Regions from separate parts of the Homo sapiens genome. Here region 2 is linked to region 1. Evidence: chromatin loops called from intact Hi-C (ENCODE). Cell type or tissue: mammary epithelial cell. All regions are shown on one strand. Links, peaks and the distances in the headings refer to the core of each region. The heading gives the core; the rest is flanking DNA. Region 1 has its middle 29 kb from the start of LINC02478. Region 2 overlaps ITGB6 (integrin subunit beta 6).

What was found. A loop is a pair of places that touch in the nucleus more often than their neighbours do. Peaks named below come from ENCODE experiments on the same cell type or tissue, not always from the same donor. Only the 100,000 strongest peaks of a DNase experiment are listed, where the experiment ranks them.
Region 2: it touches region 1 in a loop (4-fold over the local background); 1 of 110 quality-filtered maps calls a loop at or near these places.

Annotation. Positions count from the first base shown.
Region 1 is chr2:160,237,633-160,248,595 of GRCh38, forward strand. No RefSeq gene overlaps it. Among named protein-coding and RNA genes, the nearest start is that of LINC02478, 29 kb to the right of the region's middle. In mammary epithelial cell, for the core only: no CTCF peak of the experiment used is centred there; DNase peaks (open chromatin) are centred at 3,779 and 4,369; H3K27ac peaks cover 1,989 bases.
Region 2 is chr2:160,153,169-160,164,131 of GRCh38, forward strand. The region is part of intron 7 of ITGB6 (integrin subunit beta 6); the gene reads right to left. Among named protein-coding and RNA genes, the nearest start is that of ITGB6, 42 kb to the right of the region's middle. In mammary epithelial cell, for the core only: no CTCF peak of the experiment used is centred there; DNase peaks (open chromatin) are centred at 3,713 and 4,923; H3K27ac peaks cover 2,181 bases.

The DNA of each region.
Region 1 (10,963 bases), core at 1,186-9,185:
TACAGAGCTCTTCTGCCTGTTTGACTTGCTGTCCCCTCATTTCATTCAGGAATTCGTTCAGGCTCCTAAGAAAGTGTCATCTCCTTTTAGCAAGCCCTGGCCACCCCATCAGAAATGGCGCCCTACGCACTCTCTATTTTCCAACCCTGCTGTATTTTGCTTTATAGCACCTATTGCTACATGATGTTGTAGTATATCTTTGTTTATTTGTTTACTGCTTCTCTCTACACCAGAATTATAAGTTCTGTGAGAATGAGAGCTTTGTCCATTTTGTCACTGTTCTATCCCCAAGCATTTAGTATAATGCCTGGTGCATAGCAGGTACTCACTAAACATTTATGAATAAATGAATGAATGAAGAGTGGAAGCAGGGGGCTGTCAAGGCTCTCTACAGTCTTGTCTGAGGAAGACTGTCCAGTCCTAACTCATGGCTGTCCCTGCTCCCTCCCCATATGCCTTAACCAAATTCACTCCTCATCTGTCACCAACCACTGCCAGTATTGTCTCACTTCTGCTCAAGGGATTCCTAATACTTGAATGCCCTTCCTGTCACCTACCTCTGCCTGACATAACATGCCTCTTTCAAGACTCAGTTAAAAAAAAATCCTTTTTGGAATTTTTCCCCAGTCCTCTGCCTGAAGCATTTTTCCCTTCCTGGAGCCTAGAGCTCTTTATTCTCTGGTCTTTCCCTAGAGTCCTGCATTCAGTCCACCTGGCTCCACTTGTGAGTACACTGGAACCCTGGGTGTGCAGGGTATTCTGTTTCCAGGACAGTGCTGCGGTGTCATGTGTGCTCAATAAGAGTTGAATTCAGAGCTAGGAGGAAGAAAGGATTGAATGGTAGCTGACACCACACTCCTTGACCTCCTTACTTTCACTCTTTTGCTTGTACTGAGCTACAGTCTGATTTACCTTTGGGTGTCGTCAACTCACAGCAATGTAGCTTTTGTCCTTCCCACGCAAGTTCTGCCAAGTTCTTCCCAGCTTGGCTCTTCCTTGCGCTTTTGTTGTTGGACATGCCCCACAGCACCAAGAGGTCCTTTTTTGTGTCCCTACCTTTAATGCTCACACACTTTCCTGACCAAGCCAGAAAGTCTCATTGACTTGTATCCAAACTATTTATTACTAGCACTTCCCAAAGTGTATCCTGGTGGCACCAATTCTGGGAATGGGTCTGTGAAGGGAAAGGCTTCTTCCTGAAGTGGATTCAGGATATTGAATATTCTGTGAAGTTCTGCAGTAAAAATACCTGTTGAGCATCATCAAGCCAAAGAATCACATATTTCTTTAACTACTGAACCATTTTTCCCCTGTGGAGTACTTCCTAATACTCTGAAAAATTACAATTTTGCAGAACAGAATTGTACTATATTTTCCTAGATGACGTAGGTGTGCAAGAATATTTGTGAAATAAATCGGGGACTAACCTGCTGATAGCACCACAATTCATGCATATATAGAGAGATAGAATAATAGTCAATAGCATAAAACATAGTATAGCAGCAGACAGCATTAGTAGATGCTCCTTACAAAGCTGGCACTGCTCTGGAATTCACTCAATTCAGGAAGACACAGATTGGTTAATAGCCCTGCTAAATTCACACAGCTATTAAGTAGCAGATGATGGCCTCAAACTCAGGGGTCTATCTTTCAGGGGCTTGCCTTAGTCACCCCACTCTGGTAATGCATACCCCACAGATTTCTCTATAACTGAGATTTATATGGAACTTTTCTAAGAGCAGGAAACTAATACTTATTTTGTACCCACTCATTTAAAGTTCTCAGTAACCTTGTGAAGCAGGAATTCAAATCTATATCTCAAGTCTTCCAGTTACAGGCTTACTTCCACGTTGCTTTTCCATTTGTGAAAAGGCTCAGAAGTGCTACTGGGACCCATTAGTGCTCTCTGATCACTTGTTAGGGTTTCCTTATGGCGGCGGCTCATTTGCAGCAATTCCTTTGAGAAGCCTGGAGGAAGGGCTGAGGGAAAGGCCTCTCCCAGGGACTGCTTGTAAGCACAGAAAACATATCTGGAAAGAAAAGGCGGCATTAAGCCAAGGGCACACATACATCAAAGTAGCTTTTCTTTCCTTTCACTAACAAGTCTGAGAGGCCAGGAATAAAAGACTAAAAGGGTCTGTCAGCCAATACAGGTGAGAATTGTCGATTATCAGACTCCATGGGAAAGAGAGGAGGGCTTGATGACTGGAACATCTGCTGCCCTCCGAGAAAGGGGCCCACCTAACACCGAGTTGAATCTTTCTCGAAGCTGCAATGTGCATCCTCCTCCACCCCAAACTACACAAAAAGGCATCATAATGGAAGCGTAAGACGAAGGCAAAATGAATGCCTTTTCTCTCCCTCTCTCAGAAGGATAATGGTGGCACAGTCCAGGCTGATCAAGTTAAGGCTGAGAGGAGAGTATGTCTGGGTCTTTATCTTCAGCAGGAACCCATTGGAGGATGGTGGATTGTGAGAGTGTCCTGGGACATGACCCTCCCAGATGTGGCATCCCCCAGAGGAGCCCTTGAAAGGGAAGCAAAACAGGGTCAGCTGGCCTGCTGGTCACCATGCTGGGCTTCACTCTGGGCTGATGCATCACTAAGGGAAATCCATGGGGATTAGGTCTCCTTTGGAGAGAGATCTGAGCCTGCAGATGCCTCTTAGTGAAACTGGGCTCAGTCCAGAGCAGTCTTGCTGGGCTTGAAGGTACTGTGGCAGACGGTGAAGCAGCCAGGGCTCTGAAGTCAGCGGGTTGGTGTGAACTGCTGTTCTACTACCTTCTAACGTGCTCTCTTTGAGCCTCGGGCTTTCCCACTGTACAATTTATATATTAATAATAATTCACTGAGTGGTTTTAAAGAGTAAATGAAATATATGTGTATAGACTCCGTAAACTGAAGTGCTGTAAAATGTAAGCTGTTATAATTATGAGACCATTTTTACCTATCTCAGATCACCTAGGTGGCCACTGGAATCAGGACTTTAGCAGAATCATTTTTTTGGTCACACATTCAAATGTTGGCTGTAAAACTTGCCTCCCTTTCATTAAGCTAATACTTACTAATATTGATTAGATGGTAGGTACTATTGGAGCCATAGAGGATATAGAGAGAAGACCTGGCTCTTGGTCTTGAGTAGCTCATAGTCTTATAAGGACAACAGCCCTGTAAACAGATATTACACCTGACTTACACAAATTCAGCCCAAATCTGTGTGTGGGTGGGTGGGGAAATGGTGAGGCAGATGAGGGAGAGAATGAGACTGTGACGGACTTTGCAATAGGATCTGCTCAGGGCTACCACGAATGTAAAGCTATAATGTGCACCTGGGGGAAGGTGGTCACTGGGAAGTTGGAGAAAGTTTTGCAGGGTTAGAACCACCTTGGTGACAGATCATGGGACAAGCTGCCAAAGACAGCAACTCCCTGAAATAGAGGAAACTGCAAAGGCACGATCCTGCAGCTTCAAGGAGGAAATCCAAATGGTTCCAGGACCACCCAGAATGCTTATGCCTTGCAAAACTCTAGGGGGTGATATTTCAACTATACTCATCATAGATTAGCATATTGCTTAAGACTATTTTATGCAGATGGGAGTCAAGTGTCTTGAAGGAAGGTGACTTTTTTTCCATTCACAAATGATGCTATATGGGCTTACCAAGTTCTTCCCAAACCTTGAGCTGCTCACACAGGCAGTGGCACCCAATTTGAACCTTGCATTCTCTTCATGCTACTTCCCCTTTGGGTGAGAAGGAAAGGGATGGTCATGTTCTTGCACAGGAAGAAAGCGATGGTGACAGCCTTCCTAGGGCCAGTGGGGCCTATACCACCTAGCTTATAAGAAAGGCTAACTAACAAACCTCTACCTTCTCTTTGAATCATCTGGTTAGTCTTGTTTTCACACTGTTTTTCTCTTATTTCTTTTCAACTGAGACTTACAAACATCAGGACAACATTTTCCCTTTAAAAGCCAATTTAAAAGGTGCCATGGTTAGAGTAAAGGCTGGAGAGTAAAGGCTCCTTCTTGCTCCCCCACCAGCCACTCTTCCAGGTTAAAATGCTTAAGGTGTGATGACTGGCCCAAGGCCAGGCCTTTCCTGAAGCTTTCAGACTGATGAGAACCCTCTTGGACTTCCTGGAAAGGAAGTAAGGTCATGGTGAGTTCATTCCATCACATTAGGAAGGGGAATTATTGGGTACTTGCGGGGAAGAAAGCTTTCTCAAGCATAAGGTTGCCTAGAGTGAGAAAAACCATCCTGATCGTTTCTCTCCCTCCATGCTTTGTTTCTTTTTGGCACCATGAAGCCTGGGTGCCCTGGATGCCTGGGCAAATGTGTTTTATTCCTCTTGGCTCCATGCCCATCCAAGCTGTCCCTGCCCCAGGCCAAGGCAGCTGGAGGTGACTCATTGTCTGAGTCTAGTTCCTGTAGATTCTGGGCTGATTTCGTTTCTTTAGGAAACTTCCAGCACTGCCCTAGACTTGCCTTAAATCAAACCACTCTTTGAGATCAGGGACTGCTGCTTTCTACCATTACTCCTAACACTTAGCACAATGTGGGGCATGTGGTAGGCACTCAGAAAATCTGTTGAATCAATAGAATTAATGGTGTATTTTACATGGATTTGTGTCTGTCATGTCAGGTTTCTCCAGACGAACAGAATCAATAAGATTAGATAGATACATAAAGATAGAGATAGAGAGATATTTACTCTAAGGGATTGGCTTACACGATTATGGGGGCTAGCAAATCCAAAATCTGCAGGGTGGGCTGGCAGCCTGGAAACTCAGGGAGAATTGGCTACTACAGTAGAGTCAGAATTCTTTCTTCTCTGGGAAACCTCACTTTTTGCTTTTAAGGCCTTCAATTGATTGAACTGTTGAATATAGCCCACTTGTTATCAAGAGTAATTTCCTTTACTTAAAGTCAACTAATTGTAAATAATAATGACATCTACAAAGTACCTTCACAGAAATACCTAGATTAGTGTTTGATTAAATAACAGGGTACTAGAACCTGGCTAAATCGACACGTAAAACTAACATCACATCGTTCGTCAAATGATGTTCATGGAAACAGCCACCACTACCATCACAACCATAGCAAAACAACAACAACAAAAAAACCACCACCAAACAAATAATGAAAGTCCAGAAAAACAGCTAACTTAACATCTGTACCCCAGTTCCAGCTAGGTGCTGCCAGCACCAAGATATTTAAAACACATTCACTGTCCTCAAGGAGATAACTCTTTAGTGAGGGAGACAGTCCAGTAAACAGATAATTACACATTGATGAAATAAATACTATAATCAAGATGTGAATAAAACTTGCTCACTGTTGTTTAGAGTTTGGTAACCTTGAAGCAGTCAGAATGACCTTGGTAACCCGAGAGAGGGTCTGATGTCAGCCAGGCTAATATTACAACCTAGCTGCTCTGGGGAGAGAGTTTAAAATACCATCTTTAAATAAATGGACTGTGAAACAGCCAAAGGGTCTTAATGCCAGCAAATGTCAAAACACCCAAGGCAATCTGGGTATTTGGGGAAAGACTTGTAAGGCTACCACTCTCCTTCTTGCTCCCTGCAGCTTTTCCTGAATTCCAATCAGACACACAGGGCCCTGTCTGAAATCGTCTGGACAAATCCCCCAAGACATTGATGCCTGGGAGGGCAGGTTAATGATGTGGCTCCGTCTGTTGCCTTACCTATGGTAAATGAGGCCCAGGGCTAAATTTGGCAATGTTTCTATTTCTGGAAGGATAGCCTTTCATCTTGTTTCCCTTCCCCCAGTAGTTGTGAGCAGACTGCAGGCATCTGTTGACTCCAACAGTTCTGATAGCTTTAATATGCTCATTTTCTTCTACTATCTTTCCAACAATATCTGTTGTCAAATTAAAGATTGGGCTGTACACATTTAGTTGCAGATGCATTGCTAATAGCATGATGTTGGTGGTGTTGGATTCCTCCCTTGTCTCCTGCATAGAAACATTAGGATCATGCAAACAAATACCAATGTCCCTGCGTTCTTGTGCCAGTCCCTGTGGTCAGATCCATTAATGAGACTCCAAAACTGGGCCTGCCGCTGACTCTTGTGGAAGCAGAGAAGTTGAGGACAGTAGAGAGTCTCATTGGTACAGAAAAAGCAGCAGGGATGGTAAGATGTCACATTAAGAGTCAGAATCTGGCTGGTCAAAAGAGTATTCAAAGACTGCAACCTGCTGCCCAGGAAGAGGGAAAGCCTCCAATCTCCTAGTGGCTCTCTCAGGATGGTGGGATTGGAAAGGGGCACAGAGGAGCCCTCATTGTTTACTTTATACACTTCTACATTGCTTAACTTTGGTACAACGAATATATATTACTTTGGTAATCTAAATATTAAAAACATTTTTAAAAAAAGATAATTGCTTACTTAACACAGTAACAACAATAACAGCAACAACACAAGAGGACCAACTGACCCTGACAGGGAAATACTCTGGACCCCACCAAGCATACACAACATGAGGGCAGATTAAAGGCAACTTTGATCTTCTGGTTCTTGCTGAGGATTTTAAATGCACTACCTATCCAGGACAGTCCATTCACAGCAATGTAGCCCACTTTCCCCGCCATCCCAAACCCAGGATCTTTGTGCTAGGAAGTCCCATAACCCCACCTAAATCTGATGGGTGGTAGGTGGCAATGGCCATCTGAGTGTTGATTTGCCAATCTAGATGGAGCTTAGGACTGACACGCAGTTTAATTATCATGTAGAGCTGCAGCTGGAGGTGGCTGGAGTGAGTTGACATCTGCTTTTGCAAAGCACAATTTCTGCAAAAAAAATAACCACCAGAACTCTTGATTCTCTCTAATTAATGAAGAGGAAGCCTAGAATCTTCAAAGTCCACGAATGTCATGCTGCCATTGTGTCAGGATTGATCTCCTTTGTTCTAGACCGAAGAGCATGCCTCTCCTGCCTCTCCTGCCTCTCCTAATTCTTTATAAATTGAATTTTTCGATTACTAGTTGTGACAGCTATGTAACGTGACTTCAGAAATTCACCCGCAGTTCATGCTAGTATTAGAAGCTTGAATAATAATAATTTTTAAAAAGAACCATAATGGAACAAGCTTTCTGTCTCTGACCCAGAATTAATCATAGTGAAGAGACACCTACTGAAAGGAGGGTCGTTAATTAGCTCTAATGGCTCTTGCTGGGTGGAGTCTGAATGATTAGGAAGTCTGCAGACAGAAGGAAGGAGGAGATGCTTCCCCTTCCCCGTCTGTTTCCATGTGATGCCAGGGTGAGGCATGATGGGATTTGCTTCCAGGGGACAGGGAGTTGTGATGGAGGCCAGAGCTGCGCTCAGCTCAGTAAGGGATGCATTAGCCTGGCAGACCAACAACTCCGAACATCCTCCAGGAAAATCAGGGGAAGCGGGTGGTTGTTTCCAATGCAAATGGCCTAACCCTGTGGTCTTATCTGAGCCTATAATGAAACCCAGCACACAGAAGCCAGAGTGGGATCCTATTAAGCCTTATGTCAGATCATTTCACTCAGCTTCAAACATTCCAGTGGACCCCATCTCTTTAAAAGAGAGCAGACATTGTTCATCAGCCTGGAAGGTCCTGCCTATCTGGCCACTGTTTCCCCTATGACCTCATTTCCTACTCTTCACCTCAACTCACTCTGCTCCTGGCACATTGGCTTCCTTGATATTCCATCAACACTCCAAGCATGCACCCATCTCAGGGCCTTTGCACTGGCAATTTTGTCTGTCTGTAGCACGGTTTTCCAGATTTTTACTTGCCTCACTTTTTTTCTTCTTTTAAGACTTTGTTTAAATATTACGTTCTTAATGAGGTGACAGTGACCACTCCATGTAAAATAGAAACCTCTCCCCCAGCACCGTCCTTCCTCTTTACCTTGCTATATTTTTCTCTTAACCACTTAACACACCTTATACTTTCCTTATTTATTATGTTTATTGTTAAATCTTTGCCTCCTCTATCTTCCACTAGAGCGTAAGCACCACAAAAACAGGGATTCTTGTCTGTTTTGTTCACTAATGTATCCTCAGCATCTAGAACTGTGCCAGTTCAAGAAATACTAGCAGAGTGGAAGAATCAGTCCTTACACTTTGGAGTGCTCGCTGGTCTGTGCGAAGACTGCATGTGCCCATCCACATGACTGCTCAAACATCTTATAAAGGCAGTTCCTTTTTTTTCCTCAAGTGCCTAGTGAGAGTATTATTGTTTCCTTTGATTGCCAAATGTTAATAATTAAAGCAAATAGGGTGATCAGAGTTAACTATTACTTGAGGTGTTTATTTCTTTTCCGGTGGCTTCTATTAGGAAAATCTTGTCTGAGACTGGGCAGGAATGGTGCTTTTATGGGAGGGGGGTGGTTTTTGTCCCCAGGGTGTATGTTGTTTTCTTTCAGTCTGCAGAGAACGGGAGGTCTTTAGAGACATTGTGCAGTGGAAATCATGGTGGTCAGAGGCCAGGGGGTTTCCTTGGTGTAACTCAACAGTGACTCCACTGAGGGGGAAGCATTCTTAGGCACCCAATGAAGAGGCAAATATGCTGAGGAAACAGGACCAGAGCCACAGGAGAGAGCTTTAGGGAGGGAGCTGCAGTAAAGCCTATAGCCCCTGTCATCTCTACAGATTGTTTCCAAACAGTAGGGCCATAGATCTCTGTATGAGATACTTTCTCATACAGAAGAAAGAATTGAAGAATGCCTATTGAGTCTTGCTTGTGTCTCTAACTTACTAAGGGTTTAATAAATCTGGCAGAGGTTGCAGTGTAGACAGATCAGGCCTTCCAACCTTCCACGTTCTACTTGACTTGTGCCTTACATCCAGTCCTTAGCTCAAAGGGCCTGACAAAATAGGAAAACATGTATGCATTCAGTTAACAAGTCCACTAATGCTGGGCTCAATGCTGAGTCATGATGCAAAGGTTCTATCCCTGGTGCTGCAGCTGCTGGTTGAGTTAACGTTGGCCATTCATCTCCCTGTCTCTGGTTTCTAATTCTATCTTCTTAAACTTTACAAAGTTTTTTTTTCTTCTTTTTTTTTTTTTGTGGCATTCATTCCTCTGAATAACTGTTTCTTTAAAACAAACAAACTTGCATTTTAGCTTCAAGGGTACATGTGCAGGTTTGTTATATAGATAAACTCATGTCACGGGGGTTTGCTGTACAGATTATTTATTTCATCACACAGGTACTAAGGCTAGTGACCAATAGTTATTTTTTCCGATCCTCTCCCTCCTTCCAACCTCCACCCAACTCTGTTTCTGAAAGAAGGAAAGAAAGAAAGAAAGAAAGAAAGAAAGAAAGAAAGAAAGAAAGAAAGAAAGAAAGAAAGGGCCCAGAGAGGACAAAGTATTTGTCTAAGGCCATACTGTTATTAAGAGGTAGAACCAAGACCTACACTAACTCTGCAAATCCAATTTCTGTCCACAGTGCCCTTGAGATCAGAATGATACTCACTCCATTTCCTCTAAAAGCTACAAATGAAACTCTTCTTATGAGTAAAAAGTACTAACCCAAATTGGATTATTACTATAGTGGTCTCGCAAATTTAGAGGATGTTCAGAGGTCAGAGATGAGAACCCTGGCTAAATCTTGTAGGGGTGAATGTACAAACGATCGTGTTTTTAAAATATTCTAAATTCAAATTCCAAGAATGACATTTAACGCATCCTTCCAAAGCCAAATTTGGCATAGTGCTCTGGTTCTAAATAGCAGCATTGACCTTCCCTCTTAGACTCATAACCTAAATTATTCTGAAGATTCTTCTTCCAGACTGCTCCCGACAACCCACCTGGAGCAGTCTCCAGGACATTCCTGCTGATTTACAACTGCAATCTTGCTAAAAGGAATGGAAAAGAGCCAGGATGAGTTTCTGCTAGACAGAATTACTGGCATGAAATACTAACATGGCTACAACTTGGCATATGAATGACTGACTGCACCAATGCCCCACCCCCCCTTTTTTTATTTCACTGAAATAGGTTATTTGTTGGAAAATTGAGGGAATCTTGTTCCTCAACCCCAGCCCCTAAAGAGTGAAGGAAAAAGGCTGCTGACTGTGCTACTTAGGGCATGCTTGAACATGGCTCCCAAAAGCCAGCCTTGAACCAGGAAGCCTTTTCTTGTTCAGTTTCCATGTCAGTGGTTTGTCTTTGATGAGCGTCTGTGACTGCTGTGTGCAGAGCCCTTCTGTTTTCTGCCTTTATAGAAGGAATAAAGACGACTAGGCAGGAGGCAAGCAGTAAGCTCCAGCTGTCCCTGGTTAAGACGCAATGATTAGCTGTAAATCGTCCATTTGGCTTAGGCAAAATATGGTCTAAATGAAAAAGGGAATGCCTTTCCCTTGTATTTATTCTCTTCCAGAACCTTGACTCAAGCTGTCAATTAGTCAATCAAATATTTATTGGCACTCCCCACTCCTGATTTTACACAAAGTGCAGGATGCCACAAGAAGTAAAACATTACAAGGTATTCAAGACTTAGCTTGGAAAATAGGGCAAGTATTCGTTCGTCAAGAGTGGAAAACTCCGATGACTATGGGGACCAGGTGGGCAACATGAATGAATGAATGAATCTGTTTCATAATAGCATTTTAAGGTGTATTATTTTCACACATTTTTCTTGTATATTTAATACACAGGAATATTCTTTTCTCTACAAAATCAGAGCCTTGTTGGTCTATCTGTAGTTTTCACATTCTGGTGAGAAAAAAATGTCCTCCTCAATTTTTCTATACGATAGGGTTAGTGCCAAGACAAATGGCAATCAAAACCTGGTTTCAGTGTTAAGAGACAATTGAAAGAGGACAAGAAAGTGATGGGGACTGTATCCAGTTAGAGAGCTTATGGGTTACTGGAAGGGAGCAGCTGCTTGTTAAGTGCCATTTGCTTTGTTGCTGAGTGAGCATGGGGGCCTAGAAATGTATCTTCAAATTCTTCTAA
Region 2 (10,963 bases), core at 1,703-9,702, 84 kb before region 1:
GCTACCTGACTTCAAACTATGCTACAAGGCTACAGTAACCAAAGCAGCATGGTACTGGTACCAAAACAGAGATATAGACCAATGGAACTGAACAGAGGCCTCAGAAATAACACCACACATCTACAACCATCTGATCTTTGACAAACCTGACAAAAACAAGCAATGGGAAAAGGATTCCCTATTTAATAAATGGTGATGGGAAAACTGGCTAGCCATATGTAGAAAGCTGAAATTGGATCCCTTCCTTACACCTTATACAAAAATTAATTCAAGATAGATTAAAGACTTAAATATTAAACCTAAAACCATAAAAACCCTAGAAGAAAACCTAGGCAATACCATTCAGGACATAGGCATGGGCAAGGACTTCATGACTAAAACACCAAAAGCAATGGCAACAAAAGCCAAAACTGACAAATGGGATCTAATTAAACTAAAGAGCTTCTGCACAGTAAAAGAAACTACCATCAGAGTGAACAGGCAACCTACAGAATGGGAGAAAATTTTTGCAACCTACTCATCTGACAAAGGGCTAATATCCAGAATCTACAAAGAACTCAAACAAATTTACAAGAAAAAAAAACCCATCAACAAGTGGACAAAGGATATGAACAGACACTTCTCAAAAGAAGACATTTATGCAGCCAACAGACACATGAAAAATCGCTCGTCATCACTGGCCATCAGAGAAATGCAAATCAAAACCACAATGAGATACCATCTCACACTAATTAGAATGGTGATCATTAAAAAATCAGGAAACAACAGATGCTGGAGAGGATGTGGAGAAATATGAACACTTTTACACCGTTGGTGGGAGTGTAAATTAGTTAAACCATTGTGGAAGACAGTGTGGTGATTCCCCAAGGATCTAGAACTAGAAGTGCCATTTGACCTAGCAATCCCATTACTGGGTATATACCCAAAGGATTAGAAATCATGCTGCTATAAAGACACATGCACATGTATGTTTATTGTGGCACTATTCACAATAGCAAAGACTTGGACCCAAGCCAAATGTCCATCAATGATAGACTGGATTAAGAAAATGTGGCACATATACACCATGGAATACTATGCAGCCATAAAAAAGGATGAGTTCATGTCCTTTTTAGGGACATGGATGAAGCTGGAACCCATCATTCTCAGCAAACTATCACAAGGACAGAAAACCAAACACTGAATGTTATCACTCATAGGTGGGAATTGAACAATGAGAACTCTTGGACCCAGGAAGGGGAACATCACACAGCAGGGCCTGTTATGGGGTGGGGGGCTGGGGGAGGGATAGCATTAGGAGAAATACCTAATGTAAATGATGAGTTGATGGGTGCAGCACACCAACATGGCACATGTATACCTATGTATCAAACCTGCACTTTGTGCTTATGTACCCTAGAACTTAAAGTATAAAAAGAAAGAGTTGAACACTTATGTCCACACAAAAACGTGTACATAGATGTTTATACCTGCTTTATTCATAATTGGCAAAAGCCAGAAGCAACCAAGATGTCCTTTAGTAGGTGAATAGTTTAAAAAAAAAAAGGCTGTGGTACATTCATCAAATGAAACATGATTCAGAGCTAGAAAGAAATGAGTTATCAAGCTATGAGAAGACGGAGAAAGTTTAAATGCATATTATTAAGTGAAAGAAGCCAATCTGAAAAGGCTACATATGGCAGTTGGTATGGTTTGGATTTGGGTCTCCGCCCAAATCTCATGTTGAATTGTAATCCCCAATGTTGGAGAAGGGGCCTGGTTGGAGGTGAATGGATCATGGGGTGAAGTTTCCCCTTGCTGTTTTCGTGATAGTGAGTGAGGTCTCATGAGATCTGGTTGTTTAAAAGCATGTAGCACAAACCCCTTCTCTCTTCCTCCTTCTCCGCGCCTGCTTTTCCTTCATGTTCTTCCATGACTGTAAGTTTCTCAAGGCCTCCACAGCCATGCTTCCTGTACAGCCTGCAGAACTCTGAGTCAATTAAACCTCTTTTCTTTATAAATTACCCAGTCCCAGGTAGTTCTCTATAGCAATGTGAGAACAGACTAATACAGTAGTATTTTGACCATGTGGCATTCTGGAAAAGGCAAAACTGTGGAGCCAGTAAAAAGATGAGTGGTTGCCAGAGGTTGGGGGCCAGTAAGAGAGGGAGGAATAGGCAGAACACAGAGAAGTTTTAAAGCAGTGAAACTACTCTGTACGATACTACAAAGGTGGATACATAATAATTGTACATAACTCATAAAGTGTACAACACCAAGAGTGAACCCTAATGTAAACTCTGGACTTTGGGTGATAATGATGTATCAATGTAGGTTCATCATTTATGACACATGTACTACCGTGGTGGGAGATGATGATAATGGGGAAGGCTATACATTTATGGAGAGAGTAGGTATATGGGAAATCTCTCTATACCCTCTACTCAATTTGCTGTGAACCTAAAACTGCTTGAAAAATTTGTTTTTAAAAATTAAGAATTTTATTCTCAAAAGATGCCTTTAAGAGTATGAGAAGGAGGCACTCAGTGGGAGGAAAATATCTGTAGTACAAGCATGTAACCAAGGACATGGTGCCAGAATATCTAAACGATTCTACATATCAACAAGAAGAAGACATCTTAATCAAAATGGATATGCAAGTGGCAAATAAGTATGTGAAGTGTTCAACATCAGGAATCTCTAGAGAAATATACATTAAAACCACAATGAGATGCCACTGTGCACTCACTTCACTAGAATGGCTAAAATTACAAAACTGACAATGCTCTCATACACTTGTAGTAGAAGTGTAAATTGGTACAACTATTTTGGAAAACTAGTTAGCAGTATCTACTAAAGCTGAACATAAGCACACTCTGTGATCTAGCAATTCTACTCCTATAGAAATGGGCCAACAGAATGTATGACTATTCCAAGACAAATGCATAGAGAAGGATTCATCATTGTTGTCATCAAGGGGATGCTTCCGGGTAATCAAGATGCCACTTAAATTGCAGAAAGTGCAGGTAATTCTGAAAGGGGCTCAGTTCTGTTGGGTATTTGACCACAAGGAGTCATCAGCTCCTCATGGATTCCTCTACCCGAGGACAAAGCCAAGGGAGGTGTAGACCCAGCAGACTCCTTGGCTCTCACAGGAATCTCATCTGCCTCTTTCTATGCCTCTCCCCTTCCTCAGGAGCTGCAGTTGCCAACTCAGGGGCCTTACAACAGGATTGAGAGGTCCTCACAAGCCTCTTGACATCCCCAAGCACCTCCTGCATCCTCTGAAACCCAAGGCTCTCGAAGAGACCTTGTTATAGCCTCGGGATAGTGGCAGGAATGCATGGGGGAGTGGACCACATTGCTTTTTATCTACTCAGGGTTAGTGGGCTCAGGGAACCCTCAGTTCAGACAAAGCTAAAGGTACCCAAAACCTGCCTCCTACCACCACCAGGAAAAGAATAGCTAGAGCTAACCGTTAGACCTCACAGTTGTTCCCTTTCATTGTTCACAGAAGTTCTATTATTTAGGTACCATCATTATTCCTGTTTTATGGCCATGATCCTGAGGCTCAGAAAGTGTAGTTAACTTTCCTGATGTCATCCAGCCAGGAAGTAGTAGGGCTGAACCCATACACTCATATCCTCTTTCCTTATATTCTCTTTCTAGAGCCAGATTTCTTAACCACATCACTTCTGTTAGGTGCCTGGCAATGGCTATCTTCGACTTGTGATGTCATTCTTGACCTCCAAGGGAGGTTAATGAGTAAGCCTGACTGGGTATGTTCATTTCCTTGGGTTGCCGAAGTCCCACAAACTGGGTGGCTTGCAACAACAGAAATTGTTCTGTTCTGGAGGCTGGAAGTCTGAGCTCCATGCCCACCTCTTTATAGCTTCTGGCAGCAATCCTTGGAGCTCCTTGGCTTGTAGATGCAGCTCTCCAGTCTCTGCGTCCATTGTCACATGATGTTCTCCCTCAAGTGGCGGTGTCTCTGTGTCTCTTCATATAAGGACACCAGTGGTATTCAATTAAGGGTCTGTCCTACTCCAGTATGACCTCCTATTAGGTTAACTTATTATTTCCACAATGACCCTGTTTCCAAATAAGGTCACATTCTGTGGTACTGGGCATTAGATCTTTAACATATTTTTTAAAGGAAGAGGGGGACATGATTCAAACCATAACACTGCACTAGGGTTCTTTTGATTTCTTTAACCTAAAGCCTTAGTTTTAACTGGACAGGTAAGTACCTTGCCCAGTCACAGATGTAATACATGGTAGAAATAGGTGTTGACTGTATAGCCACGGTTCACTCTTCTCCACCAGGCCTCTGCCAGAGAAACTAGTGCAAATGCCAGCAGCAAGTGAGGGTGGGAATCTTATTAGAAATTTAAGATAATAATGCTGTATATATACACATGCCTATGTCTATATATGAACTTACAGATTATAGAACACTTATTATAAGGATTTAGAGATTATAGAGCACTTTTCTACCCAGAGCAAAAAGAAAAGGAGAAAAAGCGTTGTGGCTGTAATGACTTTCAAAGTCAAAGGCTACATTTTGAAAGAAATGTAGGAAGTAGCAAAAGCACAGAGGCAAAAAAAAAAAAAAAAAAAAAATCCTAGGGGAATGTATTGTGCTATTTATCTGGTCAAAGAAAAACAGCTCTTTGCTGGCAAAACCTCGCTTTTATGGAGCCATGTGCTTCTTCCAGAGCTAGGGGCGGACTGGGTTTGCTGAAATGAGTCCTTCTTCAGAAGGCTTTCTTCCCGTGAGGTCTTTCATTCTTGTGGGGTTTTATTCTGCTGGTTCTCACGTTCATTATCAGTAAATGCAGGGCTTCCAGTATTATGCAAAAGTTTACCCCCAGGCTCAACTGTGTTACTAGGACACCCAAGATTCCAAAAAGAACATGTAATTGTTCCTGGCACAAGGGTAGCATGAATGTCTGTCTCTGGGTTGCATGATATCTGCTTTGCCTTCAGGCTTTCGATTGTCAGCATTCCATAGGCAGGCAGGTAGTGATGGGAGTGTGCTAATTAGATCAGGTGCTTGATCTTGAAGTCTGCCCCAGCAATGACTAGGTTGTCGGCATCGGAACTTTTGAGCACTACCTGTCTTTCTCCCAGTCTGCCCAGAATGTAATTATCTTGTCAGCCAAGAAGCTGGAGCACACAGCTGAGCGAGTGCTCGGCAGCAGTAACAGAGTGATAAGGGAAGACAAATGGATCCACCGTGCATGACTGTTCTGAGACAAACAAATGCACAGAGAGGCACTGGAGAATGGAGACTTAGAGAACAAAGAGGCTACATTGAGTATTTTGTTCCTAAGGATACTTCAGATCTTCTCTTAATAAGATTACCTTGCCTTTGGAGAGGAATTGCAGACCTTTGCTGACTAATTCAAGTCCCAAAGCTTTAGAAAGCTCTTTTAAAATAGGAAGTGATGTGGGGTTCAGTAGCAGCCTATGTGCTTTGCAGGCCAAACGGCAGGTAATAAAACTTTGAAGGATGACTAGTAGGAAGAAAATGAAGGGGACGAGAAAATAGCAAGTAGGTGTATGTGCAAGGACTGCAAAAGAGGCTTCAGCTCTTGATATTCGAAGTGTGATTTGTGGACTGACAGCAGCAACATCATCTGGAAACTTGTTAGAAATGCAGATTCTTGGCTGGGCACGGTGGCTCATGCCTGTAATCCCAGCACTTTGGGAGGCTGAGGGGGGTGGATCATGAAGTCAGGAGATCGAGGCCATCCTGGCCAATATGGTGAAACCCCGTCTCTAATAAAAATACAAAAATTAACTGGGTGTGGTGGTGTGCGCCTGTAGTCCCCACTACTCAGGAGGCTGAGGCAGGAGACTCGCTTGAAGCCAGGAGGCAGAGATTGCAGTGAGCTGAGATCGCACCACTACACTCCAGCCTGGGCAATAGAGTGAGACTCCATCTCAAAAAAAAAAAAAAAGAAATGCAGACTCTCAGGCCCCAGCCCAGACCTCTTGAATGACAGTCTGCATTTTAAGAGGTCCCTGTCCCCCAGGTTGATTGGATACACCAGTTAAAAAAGAAAATAAAAAGAAAAAAACCACTGGTGTCTGGGTCTCAGCCCCAGAGATACTAACTCAATTGGATCAGGGTGTAGCCTACACATTGGGTTTGTTAGTAAAGCTCCCTACCTGATTCTAATGAGCACCTAAGTTTGAGAACTGCTGGTGTAGAACAGTCTATCAGAGGGCTTGTAGTGATTTGGAAAATAAAGGCATTAGGTTTTTAAATCTATATACCCACAGTTTATCCAGGGTTTTCAGCCTGTCATATACCTGTGACATCTATACCCAGCAACAAAAGTATTTTTGGATGCCTGCTACCCATAGAATAGCACCCTGCTTACTTCCCACTGCCTTCAAGATTGAAGGGTCTGGTTTCTGCCTACCTCTCCCGCTCCATCTCCTTCTACCCCTACTCACTCCAGGCCAACTGGCCTTTTTTCCTTTTCTCAAGCACACTGGGAACTGAGTCCTTTGCTGCCTCAGGGCCTTTGCACACGCCTTTGCCTCTTGAAAACTCCTCAGCCTTCAGCTCGCTTCCTCATTATCACTTCTGGAAAGGCACCTTCCATGAAAATTCTATCCAAGGAAAGTCTCACTTTCTCCCCCTTAATTATGGTCCATGGCTGCACACTATTCTTTTCCATTTCTTCGATAACACTATTAAAAGTTGTAATTGGTTGTTTTTTCATTAATTGTTTCTCGTCTATTTCCCCCTACTAGATTACAAGTCCATGAGGACAAAACAGTGTCTTTTTTTATTCTCCTCTATACTCCTAGGGCCTAGTCCAGTGCTTGACACACGGAAAACACATAAATATTTGTAGAATGAATGAACGAAGGCAGGGATTGGCTATGTCCCACGGGCCATATTTGGCCTGTTGCTTGTTTTTGTAAATAACTATGCTCATTTATTTATGTATTGTCCATGGCCGCTTTCATGCTACAATGAGAGTTGAATAATCATGACAGAAACCATGTGGCCACAATGCCTAACTTACTATTTGACCCTTTGTAGATAGGCGGCCAGATAAAATACAGAATGCTCAGATAAATTGGAAAGCAGAGAAACAATGAAAAATTTTTAGTGTACATGTGGTCCAAATATTGCATGGGACATATTTATACTAATAATTATTTGTTGCTTACTTGACATTCGAATTTAACTGGATCTCCTGGATTTTTATGTGCTGAATCTGAAAACTCTATAGAAAAAAGTGTGCCAACCCTTGAATTTATAAATAATTACCTCAACTGTTCAAGCTCAACAAATAATGATTCCAAAATTTTCTGTTTATTTTCTGAAGATTCAATAATGCCAAGACAACAAAATGTTAAACTATGTTATCATTAATACTAGTCCCTTGGTAGGATATTTGGGGCTTTTCTGGATAATCAGACATAAAATGAAAATAGAAAATACTCTTAAACTCTTCTTATGTCCCGGGGGTTGTCAGTTTCACTTGTCCTTTTGTGCCTTGATGCCATATGTGATTATTTCAAAGGCTATGACACGTGGAAAATGCTTGGTTGCTGTTAGACTCCTGCATAGTGATACAAGCTGGGTGAGCTCCCTTCAAACTTACAGTCCGGGCCAGCCTCACAGACACCACATAGAGTGGCCAACTGCAACCATAGGAAAGGCTTTAGGGGATACATGGGTAACTGAATTATGCAGGAGTGCCCTTGTGCTGTGAGACCCAGAGAAAGCGGAGAAGGGTAATTACACAGCTTTGAGCAGTTAGCAGCTCAGAGAGGAGTTTTGTTCACAGATGTCAAAGTCTTCACCAAAGGGGCAATTTCAGGCATAAGAAAATGAATACTGGAAATAATTTGTTGGTCCTATTAATATAAAAAAGTAACTAAGTATTATGTGAATATGTAAAAGTAACCCAGGAGGTAAAAATGCAGTACTTGCTCAGGTTTTGGGCTGCTGGTGGGAAAGGACAAGTTTGCTTTTATTTTAAAGTAGACACCTATAAGTATGGCAACTATAGGCTCAGAATTTTGTAGGATGATCTTGATTTCATATAGTTACTCTCATCAATAAAAATTTTGATGTATAACTACATGCAATTTAATTTGTATGCCTTTATAAGATTATACATGTATAAACATTCAAAAAGTTTGAACATACTTAATTGTACGATTAAGGCATGACGTCGACTCACTGCAACCTCCGCCTCCCAGGTTCAAGAGATTCTCCTGCCTCAGCCTCCCAAGTAGCTGGGACTACAGGCACATGCCACCACACTTGGCTGATTTTTGTATTTTTAGTAGAGACGGGATTTCACCATGTTGGCCAGGCTGTTCTCGAACTCCTGACCTCGAGTGAACCACCCACCTCTGCCTTCCAAAGTGCTGGGATCACAGGCATGAACCACCATGCCCGGCCAGAAAAACTTATTCTAAAATGTCAACAATGTTAGCTATGTCTGAGTGGTGAGTTTATGAGTGATCTTTGTTTTCTTCTTTGGGTTTTCTGTATTCCTCCTCACTTTTCTTTTTGCAAATAGTATATATTAGTTTTATAATCAGAAAAAGAGTAACTTAAAGTTTCATTTTGTTTTGGTCATACTTCCACACTACATTACTGGTGGGAGAGTAACTGATACAACTACTTCGGAAAGCAACTTGGACAAACTCAGTAAAATTATAGATGCCATTCCCCTGTGACCCAAGGATTTCACTTCTCAATAGAGCATATGTGTGCAAAGATGTGCATGGCTGCAACACTTGTAATGCTGCACAACTGGAAGTGATCTGATGCCCTCACTTGCAGAATGAACACATTGCCAGTAATACTGTGAATGGAGCGTGCATAGCAGTGGGGTGGAGTAAACTATAGCTATACGTATCTCCATGGACAAGCCTCAAAAGCAGAGCATTGAGCTTAACAAAGTTTTAATACCTGGCAGATGAACCAATAGATAAATTCTCTATAAATGGCAGAGTGCTTCAAGTGCTTAATGCCACAGAACTAACACTTAAAAATGGCTAAAATGTAAAGTTTATGTTATATGTATCTTACCATAATAAGAAAATATAATAAAAAACCCCAAATATATAACATTGAGTCAAAAAGCAAATGGTAAAAATAATGTGTACAGCATGAAATTAAGCTTATAAGCCAAAACTACATAATTAGTTATGGATGTACATATATGTGTACATATATATATGTATATATATACACACACACATATTTTTAATAGCACAAAAAACAAATGTGAGAATGACAAACACTAAGTTCAGGATACTGGTTACCTCTGTAGAAGGACAGGGGAACTAGACCAGAGTTGGGCAGTTACACAGCATGCAACTAGATCTGGGTTGTTTCATTTGTTTAAAAAATCCAAAGCAAATATGGTGGCAAAATGTTAAAATGTGAGAAAACTGGCAATAAGTATGTGGGTGTTTATTTATTATTATTATTTTTTGAGATGGAGTTTCACTCTTGTTGCCCAGGCTAGAGTGCAATGGTGCGATCTCGGCTCACTGCAACCTCCGCCTCCCAGGTTCAAGCGATTCTCCTGCCTCAGCCTCCCGAGTAGCTGGGATTACAGGTGCATGCCACCACAACCTGCTAATTTTTTGTATTTTTAGTAGAGACAGGGTTTCGCCATGTTGGCTAGGCTGCTCTTGAACTCCTGACCTCAGGTGATCCACCCACCTCGGCCCCCAAAGTGCTGGGATTACAGGCGTGAGCCACTGCACCCGGCCGAGTGTTTATTATATTACGCCATTTTTCCATATGCTTGAACTATATGCTCATCATAAACCTATAGTCTTGGTCAGACCACGTGCCCCCAATTTCTCACTTTGATTGGAACCATAGATTGTGATTACCATAGACAGTAGCTGTTTTAGATGTGCTGACCCAATGCATAGTGTTCCCTAGCTGTGTGGCCTGTTCTTACCACCCAGAGCTTAAACAACCCACGGGGCAGAATCCAAGTGTCTGTCTTTTTTCAAGTCTATGCATCTTTAAATTGCTCTGTTCATCCAAATTAACAGCAATAGGGAAGAACCCTAGATGAAGTATTTCCTGATCTTAAAGCACTGTGCAATTTACAGGGAATTCATCTATTGGTTTAGCTGTCAGGCAGCTCTGCTCTACCCTTGAATTCTATGCTTTTTAAAGCTGGTTGCTTGACCAGGAGCAGTGCCTCACACCTGTAATTCCAGCATTTTGGGAAGTCGAGGTGGGTGGATCATTTGAGATCAGGAGTTCGAGACCAGTCTGGCCAACATGGTGAAACCCCGTCTCTACTAAAAACATGCAAATTAGCTGGGCATGGTGGCACACGCCTGTAATCCCAGCTACTCAGGAGGCTGAGGCTGGAGAATCTCTTGAATCCAGGAGGCGAAGGTTGCAGTGAGCTGAGATTGTGCCACTGCACTTTAGCCTGGGCAACAGAGGGAGACTTTGTCTCAAAAAAAAAAAAAAAGGTGATTATTTTAAAATCTGTGTCTGGTGGTCTAGTGGTCTGCTTTTTCACTATAGCAGGTTCAATTGTGAGTTATCTCAGTGATTCAATTGTGAGTTATCTCAGTGATTGAGACTGTAGATTCAGATTATCTGAGTTCAAATCTTGGCTCTTACATGCAATTTGCATAAGAAGGAGTTTAAATGATAAAATGAGTGCAAAATCCTGAACCTCCAGGGTGCCACCTAATAAGCTCTTGACAAACGTTCCCTATTACACTATTATTATCATAGTCATAGTTGCATATCATCACCAGCCCTCACCCCTATAAAGTGAAGGGCTTGGTCCAACACCATGATATTGTTAGCATCAAAAGCAGTTTTATGATTGCCGATTAATTTGCTGCTCCTTATAGGAAAGATAGTGAATAGAAAAGAGTAAAAACATTGACAGACATGAAAACTCTGACCCCTCAGCTGGAGTCTCTTTCCAGAACACAACTCTAA